Regions from separate parts of the Homo sapiens genome. Here region 2 is linked to region 1. The links are chromatin contacts, found by POLR2A ChIA-PET in ENCODE. All regions are on one chromosome and are shown on one strand. Each heading gives the region's core, a stretch centred on a gene start or an enhancer-like site at or near the end of the contact. The rest is flanking DNA. Distances are from core to core; before and after follow the strand shown.

What was found. ChIA-PET counts read pairs that join two places held with the same protein, here RNA polymerase II (POLR2A).
Region 2: POLR2A ChIA-PET joins it to region 1 with 17 read pairs in activated T-cell. The contact joins two enhancer-like sites. POLR2A ChIA-PET finds 5 or more read pairs at or near these places in 2 of 52 experiments (OCI-LY7 and activated T-cell).

What each region holds. Positions count from the first base shown.
Region 1 is chr4:139,691,110-139,693,944 of GRCh38, forward strand. All of the region lies in intron 2 of MGST2 (microsomal glutathione S-transferase 2), which reads left to right. Among named protein-coding and RNA genes, the nearest start is that of MGST2, 27 kb to the left of the region's middle. RefSeq lists an enhancer at 1,493-1,542. Within about 2 kb of position 1,447, at least 5 of the 41 ENCODE cell types and tissues checked have a DNase peak (open chromatin) inside an H3K27ac peak, as active enhancers do.
Region 2 is chr4:139,782,928-139,785,627 of GRCh38, forward strand. The region is part of intron 2 of MAML3 (mastermind like transcriptional coactivator 3); the gene reads right to left. LOC124900782 (a long non-coding RNA gene) reads right to left here. Exons shown (of 2, transcript XR_007058277.1): 2 at 1-2,700. Among named protein-coding and RNA genes, the nearest start is that of MGST2, 120 kb to the left of the region's middle. Within about 2 kb of position 1,409, at least 2 of the 41 ENCODE cell types and tissues checked have a DNase peak (open chromatin) inside an H3K27ac peak, as active enhancers do.

The DNA of each region.
Region 1 (2,835 bases), core at 197-2,696:
TCTCGCCAGGGAATGAGTATACACAGCCTGTTTTCCCATGGACAGCCTGTTTTTCCAGTATGGACATGCAGAGAGGAGACAGTGGTCATAATCAACTCTACCCCCTGTTCTCACAGGAAGGGAAGATTGACAGCTACTGCAGGCTGTTTGCTGTTCCATTTGGGAAATTTTCCTGAGGATCCCCTGTAATAAGAGGATAGAATATATCTGCCTTCATGACTTAAAAGAGGCTATAAATTATTTTCATGTCAATGAAACTGTAATTAGCCACTGACAGGATTGTCAAGAAGTAATTTTCAGAGTTTGGTCCCCTTGAGTTAAACATGCCTGCTGACAGCTTACTGAGGACGTGTTATTGTGGGACACCATCCAGGCCTGGAGGGACCCAGAATCAGGCAGAAGGACATGGTCACATGGTGGAGGGGCTGGAGGAGGTGACAATTAGCAGGTAGAATGGGATTCCAGGTATTTCAAGGCCAAACCAATACTTGGTGCTTTCACCAGGCAGGCAGCAGGGAAGACTGTCAGCAACAAACAGGGCACCCCACTGGCAGTCAGATGATGATGATGATGATGATGATGATGATGATTATTATTATTATTATTTGAGACGGAATCTCACTCTGTCACCCAGGCTGGAGTGCAGTGGCGTGATCTCGGCTCACTGCAAGCTCCGCCTCCTGGGCTCACACCATTCTCCTGCCTTAGTCTCCCGAGTAACTGGGACTACAGGCACCCGCCACCACGCCCGGCTAATTTTTTATATTTTTTAAGTAGAGACGGGGTTTCACCGTGTTAGCCAGGACGGTCTCGATCTCCTGACCTCGTGATTTGCCCACCTCGGCCTCCCAAAGTGCTGGGATTACAGGCATGAGCCACTGCGCCCAGCAATTATTTTCAATCTCTGAGAGATGATAGCAAGAAATGGGCAAAGTCTCATTTCCAAGGGACTAAGGCTTGAGGCAGGTCAGCAAAAGAGGGACCAGGGTGAAAGTACAATGAGCACAGCTGGGACGTGAGGTTGGGGTGAGCTCAGCAGTGACCAGCCACTTGTAGGGGACAAAGGGCCTATTTCTTGAGAAAGAAAGGTACAGAGATATGGTGCTGAGCTGCTCCAGTACTCCAGGTGTTGCCATCCTGTGAGCACAAACGCAGCTGCAATCACATCCTTGCCTAAATCTCAGTGGCTTCCAGCCACCTGCTGCTCACCCAGGATCCCAGCACCCCGGTTCCCCATCTTCCCAATTCCTTCTGGGAATACAGGGGATGTGCCCAGGGACACAGCTCCTGCTGGCAAGCAGCTGAAGCAAGGGGCTATGCCACTGTCCTGCTCCCCAGTCCTCTGTGAGTACAATACCCTCCCCAGGTTCTGGAGTGCCTTCCACCACCACCAGGAGCTGCTCTGGGTCTGTGGCAGAGGGAGATTAAGGGTGTGACTCTCCCCGACTTTGTCTCTTCTGTCATCTGAGGCATGGCACCACTTGTATCTGGAATCTCACCAAGTTTTTCATGAGGACGATCCGTCAGCATCTGTTCTGGTCTCTGGTTTCCCATTAGGTGTGAAACTAGTTCCCTAGCTTGTGAGGGCAGCAGGGGAACTCCAAAACATCCCCTCTATTTTTATTTCCTTTCTCCTTGCTCAAAGGCCTTCTTCCTCTTTCAGATAAGAGACACAAAAGCACACATGCCTATCAATTTATGTGGACAGACACCCAAAGGGCTTCTGCCCTCTGCAGTGCAGTTTGGACTTAGGACATTCTTACACAATATTATCTCTTTGTCCCCAGATGCCAAGCCAAGGCCACTAGAAAAACCTCTAAATAATTAGACTTTTATGAAGGCTAACCTGGGCTATTTTTGAAGGTGCTTTTAAAACAATCTTATCACACCTAATTTTGAATAAAGATATGTTGTGGAAAAACTTGATGCTTACATTTGGAATAATTTAAGGTGTATTACAAAACAATAAATGATGGGACAATTGTGTTATGTTTCCAAAAAAGTTCATATAAAATTTCAGTGAGTGGGCTGGGCGCGGTGGCTCACGCCTGTAATCCCAGCACTTTGGGAGGCCGAGGTGGGCGGATCACGAGGTCAGGAGATCGAGACCACGATGAAACCCCGTCTCTACTAAAAATACAAAAAATTAGCCGGGCGCGGTGGCAGGTGCCTGTAGTCCCAGCTACTCGGGAGGCTGGGGCAGGAGAATGGCGTGAACCCAGGAGGCGGAGCTTGTAGTGAGCCGAGATCGTGCCACTGCACTCCAGCCTGGGCGACAGAGCAAGACTACGTCTCAAAAAAAAAAAAAAAAAAAAGAAATTTTCAGTGAGTGTGGAAGGACTAGAGCCTTCCTCTGCTACTACTACATTTTACCTCGTGGGAAACAGGCCTATGGATTTAGCCAAGGAAAAAGAAACGTGGGAATGCTGTTTATTCCTTGCATAGCCGTAATATAAAGTATGAATTTTATCAAGTATCTTTTCACTCAACCTATCATAGCCACTCAAAAAGATGTTAATGGAAAGACAACCATCAGAAGCAAAATCATGCCAAGAACGAGAAGCAGCAGGAGGAAAAACTTTGGTTACTTCTGTGAGTTCTAGAAAGTTGTAGTTACGGTTTGCAAGAGTATCAGTGTTAGGCTTTAGACAAGACATTCCTTGGGTCACCAGTGGCCTTTTGGGTGGTAATGGCCACAGTCCAAAAAGGAAGAAGAAAGCAATTTTGCATTCATATTATCCATTTCCAATTTTTTAGGGGACTGATGGTCACTCTCCTGGCCCTTAGAGATGTGTGTGGGTAACCTCGCTGGTGTCTTTGCTGGTGGGGTTAAAA
Region 2 (2,700 bases), core at 159-2,658, 92 kb after region 1:
TATTTGCTGCCCTTTCCTATGCTCCAAATTTGGCTTTAGGCTGCCTATTTTCAGTGTTTGGGAACCTCAAAAAAGGAGCAATGCATAAAACTTCCAGCTGATAGGAATCCTTCCCCAGGGCTTGTCATTTAGCTGCAGCTCCAGCAGGCATTTTGAATGAAGGGGAAAAAAGGACATACAGCCTCGCTAAGTACAGGGGCCTTAAAGAAAACACGGTTCTTAAAGCCCTTTTGTCCTCTGTCTATCTGTAGCACAGGATAATGAAAATGGATACGTGTTGCCTGTTGTTCCTATGTAAATGCTACCTCGAGGACACAGTCTTCACCAGGCAGATGGCTAATTTCTTTGCTCTAACCTCATTTCTCCAGTATTCCGGTGTTCCTGTGACGTCCTGCTCCTGGAGTCAGGTCCTAATTGTTGTCAAGCGTTCAGAGACAAAAGTGGTGTCTACACATCATTCATGTGAAGGCTGTTACTGGCTATGAACTGTAGTTGTGGTGGCAGCAGCAGTGACTGCAGTGGCTGCAACACAAACCTTATGGCAGGTAGTACCTGCTGGTGTGGGGCTGCTCAGAACCTGCCTTTCTGCTTCCAAGTGTCAAGCTGAACATTTTCCTTTGTTATCGCTTCCAGCCCCTGGACTCCAACGTGCTGAAAGCCCTGTGTCTTTCTGTTGGGATCAATACCCGCTTCTTTAACTGTTCCTCTCTGGTTCAGACTGTCTCTCGGCATCATTCTGACCATGCAAATCTGGGGATGCCCAAGAGAGGGCTCATTTGTCTTGTCACAGATTTGGGGGGTGCTGGTTAACTTGTGGCCCCTTGGAAACCCCACTGCCACCGAGCAGTCAGGTAATCCTAATAGCCAGGACCCTCCCAGTCAGCGATTGGCCGTCTGATTGGATGCACATTCATCTTCAAGTTATGTTGTGTGACAGCCCGGGCTGCTGAACACCATTTTAACATGCAGATTGACTCCTCGGAGGCTCTTCATTACGCATTTAGCGGTCTGTTTTCAGACTAACCAGCATGTCAGAGAGGCCCGCTATCCTCTTTCCACCTGGGTGGAGGAAATAGCTCACTGACTGTGGGGGAGCCACAGATATTAAAATGCATATGTTTACCTTCCTGAGCATCCGCACACAACAGCTTTCTCTGATGCAAGAGAAGAAAAAAGAAGAAAGGACCCTTGGTTCTGAAATGCAAGGAAAATGGCTAGCAAAACAAGCGAGCCTTTGTTGATGAGAGCAGTCAACAAGGCCAGGCCCGCCTGATGCCGCCCAGCTGCCCGCAAGCCGACCTGGGAGCGTCCACACAAGCACTCCTCTTATCGACACACAGACCCTCTCTTTCTCTCTCACACAGAGCCTGAAGCATTTTAAGCAGAACACTTCCAATTTCCTGTTTCTAAAACCATCTTGCCTCTCCAGTGGCATTCCAAGCGATCCTGGCGAGGCACGGGATGAGGGAGAATGGTGTTGGTTTAGGTGGCTTCCACTGCAGGGCTCTGGGCTTACTTGCGAGGCTCCAGGCCCCTTCTTTACCCACCCCTCTTCTCTCCCTGCTGTGATTGACTTCCACTTGCTAAAAATACTTCCCTATGGCCTCTCGTTGTTCCTGCATGAGTGCTGATGTTTTCTTGTGCGCGTGTGTGGGTCGCCTTTCTCAAGAATCTCTTTCCATTCCTTAAAAAGAAACATTTGTATTGCTTTTAATACAATTCTCATCTCTTCCCACTTAGTCCCCCAATGTACTATTCTCTCCATTCTTCTGAAGGACCAATTAAACTGGAAGGGTACTCAGTTCTTTGGGCCTTTGCTATGCGCTACGCCTTGGCCAAGTCTGCAGCCCCTGCCCTCATCTCCGATCACTCTCTTGCTTCATTTCTTTGTTGTCACCAGAGAAAGATCCTGGAGAGGTTTAGAAGGCTAGCTTGGTTCTCACAAGTGGGAGCTAATGTGTGCACGTGGACATGGAGTGTGGAATGATAGACATTGGAGACGAGGAGGGGTGGGAGGGTGGAAAGAAGGTAGATGATGGGAAATCTCTGAATGGTACTATGTACATACCTTATTCGGGTGATGTATACACTAAAAGCCCAGATTTCATCATCACACAACATAGCTGTATAACAAAATTACACTTGTACCCCTTACATTTGTACAAAAGAAGAAGGCGGCTAGCTTGGACACAAACACTCATGAGGCCAGGGCCGATACCTGGATTCCTAACTGACAGACACCCAGCCACATGGCTCCTGGGTGCTCAATGTCTGAACCACAGCCTGCCCCTCAGCTTCTGGGTCCTCCCACACGGTGCCGGATCCTGATACCAAGACCGAGGACATGGATGGGGTTTTGCTGTTTACATGCTTAAAATATTAATAATCAGAGTTCACTTTCATAGGGCTCTGGGCAGAAAATAAAATGACAGCAGAGCTGTATTCCTAATTCCCCTGGAAGGGCTGTGAAGGAGGAATATAATGGTTCCCTATGCTTGCTCTGGGATCAGAGTGTTCTTGATGAGTGAATTGGGCAGTAAACACAGCTCTTTATTTTTGTACGGAATGTGGTGATCCCCACTGGCAGGAACAGGTTGCATGTGGTTGCTGGGCTGTTGCTTGGCTGGTGCTGCACTGCGGAGTATTGTTTGGAAAAATATCACCCAGCACGAACAATATGGCTCCCCAGCGCCTGGGGCA